2 separate regions of the Homo sapiens genome follow, and region 2 is linked to region 1. The links are chromatin contacts, found by Hi-C in ENCODE. All regions are on one chromosome and are shown on one strand. Each heading gives the region's core, a stretch centred on a gene start or an enhancer-like site at or near the end of the contact. The rest is flanking DNA. Distances are from core to core; before and after follow the strand shown. Region 1 overlaps SETBP1 (SET binding protein 1). Region 2 holds the start of EPG5 (ectopic P-granules 5 autophagy tethering factor).

Region 1 (2,567 bases), core at 43-2,542:
GAAACATGTTTATAGTGTTAAAAAAAATAAAAAGCTGTCCACCTCTTTTATTTTGCATTTGGATAATGCTTTAAACTTTCCAGGATCCTCTGATAACCACTCCACCCTCACGATGGTAAGATCAATGGCAAATGGATTTATCTCCCCAGTTGATCCCAGAATGAAAAACAGAAACAGAGTGTGTGCACAACTGACACACAATAATCTAGCCAGCCCTTTCATCTTGGGCTCTTCTCCACGTATTATTACAAAAACAAATTATGTAACGAAGCACACAGTTGTGTGGCTTGAGGCATTTATTAAAAATAGGGCCTTTATGAAGTCTTTGTGTACTTTACATATTTAATAAACTTCAAGTTCATGTCACTTAGAATCAAACACGTGATGAAATTTGAAAGTAATATTATTACAGTTTATGACTTCTAATCTGCAAATGGGAGGCGGTCCTATATAGCTTTGTGTTTAAGAATATGAACTTTGAAATCAGACTAACTGGACTTCAAACACTACCTCTTTTATATACTCTCTAGATGTCATTTGGCAAGTTATTCAACCTCCCCATGCCAGTTAACTCATCAGCAAAATGAGAACAGTAAGATTTACCTCTTAAGAGTTTTGGGGAGGATTACATATACATTTGCAGGTAGTAGGCTTAGATTGGTGCCTCCCATACAGAACTCAAGAGATAAGTATTATTATTTGATTATTCATAATCTCTTTCAATGATTGCCAGCTTTAGTTACTACAACAAAACAAAGTCCCTACCTTCCTTGAAAAGAATGTATTATGTATCTAGAACTGTTGGAATGAAAATCAAGAAGGCTTGAAATGTCACTTACAAGCTATGTGTAACAACTCACATGAGTTAGTTGTTAAAGTTTAAAAATTATGTAAGGGTTTCATGAAGCTTTAGGAATGGTCCCTGAATTGGTGGAAAGGAAATTCCCTTCTGAACTTAAAAGTCAAAAAACTTCAGAGGGAAGGAATCTTTTAGAGATCTACTCAAGGTCATATGAAAGTTCTTGGTTCTAATTCCATCCAGGCCACCAGAGAGCCAGGAGATGCCCATCCCCTTTGAAGCTTCTCATGCCTCCCTCCCCACCCCTGGCCACTATTACCACCCTACACCCTTTTCTAACCATAGATTTCTAAGTAAAAAAGGAAATTGTCTAAAACTGAAACTGCCTTAGTCTATTATTGGCTTTGGTGGCTGTGGGAAGAAAACGGAGTTGGAGGGGGGAGGTATGTTGATGAAAATAATCTGAGTCATCACTTCCTGGAAGAGGTGACAGCACACCCAGAGCCGCTGGGAAGTCAGGGGGCCGAGGGGGAGGAGGTCCCAGCTCTGCCACAACCTCACATAGCACCGGGAGGATGTCCCTTAACTTCTGTGGGTTCCTATTGGCAAAATGACCCTAAAGGCCTTCCCAGCTATATGCCCCTATAATTCAGGAAAGGTCCTGGTGAATAAACCATCAGTGCTATTCACTGTCAGCCTAGAAAACAAAATGAACCTGTGCTCCTAAAATATGAAAGCCGAATCTTTCAAGCAAGGGCAGGCTGGTTATGGTTGAGTCAAGACATAACTGCTTTGTTTCCTAACTACTTCCCCAAACCCAGACTCTGCCCCTCCACACACACCCCCCAACCCAGTTTTGCTACACAATTCCTTGGACAGTACAGGTAACTCATTAAGAACAGAGGCCCTGGGATAGCCAGACTTAGTGCAGGAATCACTTTATAGTCTCTCTTAGATGTGAAATTATATGAAATTATTCCCCAAACTGTGAGCAGATACAGATGATTACCAGATTTAGATGTTGAAAAGAAAAGAACAATAACAGCATCAAGATGGGAGTCTCACGTGTTGCAATCACCTGCTTATGTGTCTCCCTAGCCTTGGGAGAGAAAACTGGCCCCTTTTACATTTATCTGATGGTAACTCTATGGGCAGCTACTAAACCCTCCTTTGAAAGTAAACCCCCATTGCCAGTGACCATGTGCTAAATGAGTGAGTGAAGAAATGAATGCTGTGCATCCCAAATTAGGAAGCAAGGAAGGAGGGCACATTCATACAGCTCCTTGAACTCTGCACACACTTTGGCTTCTTGCAGTAATTTAATAATATTCTTGCTCATTCATATTCTTTCTTTCCACTTCCAGCCCCACCCCCACTCATTATGTAGTCTGACTGAATACCACTCAAAATATTTTCTCAATTAGAGGAGAAAACAGGAATTTGCCACTTGTCTGCCTCTATTCTGCTGCCTGTCAGCCTTCAGCAAATATTTCAATCCTGGGCCTTTGCCTGCTGCTAACCCCTGTCCTTTAACCCTTGACCCTGTCCTCTTCAAATCCTCTAGGCTTTACCTTCTCATCCTCCCAGCCCAGACACTCCACTCCAGGGCTGGTGTCACAGGCTACTATGTTTAACCACAAGAGGTACAGTGATGCCCCTAAAGCAATCAGAACAAGAGCTGTGCTTCTGAGATTTGCTTATCTGATCAAAAGATGCTCAGAAAAATTAACATATCACAGTGGATGAGAGACAATCTGTAAACAGACTC
Region 2 (2,567 bases), core at 25-2,524, 1.2 Mb before region 1:
ACACTCCATTTCCTTTTCTTCTTTTTCTTTTCTTTTCTTTTTTTTGAGATGGGAGTTTCGCTCTTGTTGCCCAGGCTGGAGGGCAATGGTGCGATCTCGGCTCACTGCAACCTCCGCCTCCCAGGTTCAATTCTCCTGCCTCAGCCTCCCGAGTAGCTGGAATTACAGGCGTCCACCACCATGCCCGGCGACTTTTTTGTATTTTTAGTAGAGTTGGGGTTTCACCATGTTGCCCAGGCTGGTCTTGAACTCCTGACCTCAGGTGATCCACCCGCCTCGGCCTCCCAGAGTGCTGGGATTACAGGCGTGAGCCACTGCGCCTGGCCCACTCCATTTCAACGATCTTACCCCACCGCCAGACAAAACTCATACTCATTTGTGTGATTCACGAAATATTTATTTAGTATCTACTATGTGCTACTACGTGCAGTGTTCTAAAGACCCTTGGATACATCAGGCAACAAAATTAAGAACCCTGCCTTTGAGGATCTTACATTCTGGGAGGATTGACAGACACTAACAATAAGGATACAAGCAAATCACAGAAATCCTAGAGCTGGGAAGGGAAGATGTGGACAAGTTTTTCACATCTGGAAATTTCAAATGAAGCACACTGTAAAATGTATACTAAGAATACTTTTACGGATCTTATTTATCTTGTTACCTGTTTGCCTGTCCTTTTAGGAGCACATGTCTTTTTTCCAGTCTGGGAATTTGTACAGTAATGATAATTAATAACTACCATGTACCGACATGCCTGCCGCTACCAGGCACCTTTCTGGGAGAGCCCATTAAATTCTCATGACATCCGAAAAGGCAGGTGTGATCATTCCCCTTTACAAAAGAGGACGCCGAAGTGCACACCCCGATGGGCGTCAGGGTTTCTTCCTTGCGCGCAGTGCGGATTTAGGCTAACCGACTGGATCTGGTTTATCTGAAGATGAAAAAAAAGAATGGCAAACCCACTTTCCGGATTTCTTCAAGCCGACGCGGGTGAGGTGTGCGAGCGCGCCCGGGATCCGCACTGAGTGAGGTTCCGCAGAGCCGGGAGACGGAGGAGGTGGGTCAGCCTGGGTCGCTGCCCTTGTCCAGCGCAACCCAAGACACCTGCGCGCCGGGTGGAGCCAGGGCTAGGGGTGGGGCCTGGGCTCCGGGAAGGGGGCGGGCCTGCCTTCCTCCAGTGCAAATGCGTCCTGGAGTGGTTTGTCCTACGTTGCGGCCCGTAGAGGCGCCGACTCACCGCCTCTTCTCCGGGAGTGGCGGAGATTCGATCATGTGACAGTCCGGAGGCCAGAACCGGGCAGGTTGCTTGAAGCGCAGGGGTTTGACAAAAACAAACGGTGACGGCGCCGCGGAAGGGTCTATGGCCGAGGCGGTGAAGCCCCAGCGCCGGGCCAAGGCCAAGGCCAGCCGGACTAAAACAAAGGTGAGGATCTCCCCCACCCTCCCGAGGCTCTGGCAGTGTGCTGTGTCTCCTTGCTCCTCTCTTCGGCCTCCCCAGCCAATTCTACTCCCGTTCCCTGAGCCCTCTGCATCTTCCGCCTCCACCTTCCAATATTTGATCCCACCACCCGTTGACACCGGCCCTTCTCCTCCATTCCTTCTCCATATCCCCCTGCCACACTCTGTCAGGACCCCATTTTTCCTTCTCCCTCCTGTGACTTCACTGGCCTCTTCCTTTTCTGCTCTCTTGGCTTTCCTCACCTGGGTCTGGTTTCCTGCCGTGAAATAATTTTTCTCTTTCCAGCCCCATCGTTGACTCTCTCTTTACTCTTTTATATCCTAGAACATTTTTAGTCCCTGCCATGCATAAAGAGGGAATGTTCCCCTCCTCCACGCGGAGAAGGTACCTTTGGCAGAACTTTATAAGTAGACTAGTGCTGTGCCATTTCTGATCACTTTGAAAGTTCAAGATGATAGTAGTGCTGCCTCTGTTTATTTCTTATTGTCTTGATTGTTTATAAGGGGCATGAATGGCTAGAAATTAACCCAGGGCGGGACTCACACAGTAGGGAAGTGTTTGAATTTTCTGAGTTTCCTGTATTAGACTACATGTGGTATTAGAGTGATTTTAAGTTGATTTGTTTATAAGTGCAGTCTGGATTTTCATTTTATTATAGTACATATATACACATATATACATATGTACACATATATACATATATACGTACATATATACATATGTGTGTGTGTATATATATGTATATGTATTTTTTTTTTTTTTTTTGAGACAGAGTCTTGCTCTGTCGCCCAGGCCGGAGTGCAGTGGCGCGATCTCGGCTCACTGCAAGCTCCGCCTCCCAGGTTCACGCCATTCTCCTGCCTCAGCCTCCCTCCCGAGTAGCTGGGACTACAGGCGCCTGCCACCACGCCCGGCTAATTTTTTGTATTTTTAGTAGAGACGGGGTTTCACCGTGTTAGCCAGGATGGTCTCGATCTCCTGACCTCGTGATCCGCCCGCCTCGGCCTCCCAAAGTGCTGAGATTACAGGCGTGAGCCACCGCGCCCAGCCTATGTTTTGTTTTGTTTTTGTTTTTGTTTTGATATGGAGTCTCGCTCTGTCGTCC

What was found. Hi-C counts contacts between places; a loop is a spot of excess contacts on that map. Pooled maps may share reads with other maps.
Region 2: a pooled map shows a loop between it and region 1 (4-fold over the local background). The contact joins the promoter of EPG5 here to the enhancer-like site in region 1. A Hi-C loop is called at or near these places in 2 of 168 maps with a recorded cell type or tissue (left colon and mammary epithelial cell) and 4 of 50 pooled maps.

The regions. Positions count from the first base shown.
Region 1 is chr18:44,724,481-44,727,047 of GRCh38, reverse strand. All of the region lies in intron 2 of SETBP1 (SET binding protein 1), which reads right to left. Among named protein-coding and RNA genes, the nearest start is that of SETBP1, 45 kb to the right of the region's middle. RefSeq lists enhancers at 1,345-1,534, 1,665-1,714. Within about 2 kb of position 1,292, at least 21 of the 41 ENCODE cell types and tissues checked have a DNase peak (open chromatin) inside an H3K27ac peak, as active enhancers do.
Region 2 is chr18:45,966,036-45,968,602 of GRCh38, reverse strand. EPG5 (ectopic P-granules 5 autophagy tethering factor) reads left to right here and starts at 1,274. Exons shown (of 44, transcript NM_020964.3): 1 at 1,274-1,426. The coding sequence starts at 1,364. RefSeq lists an enhancer at 1,014-1,515.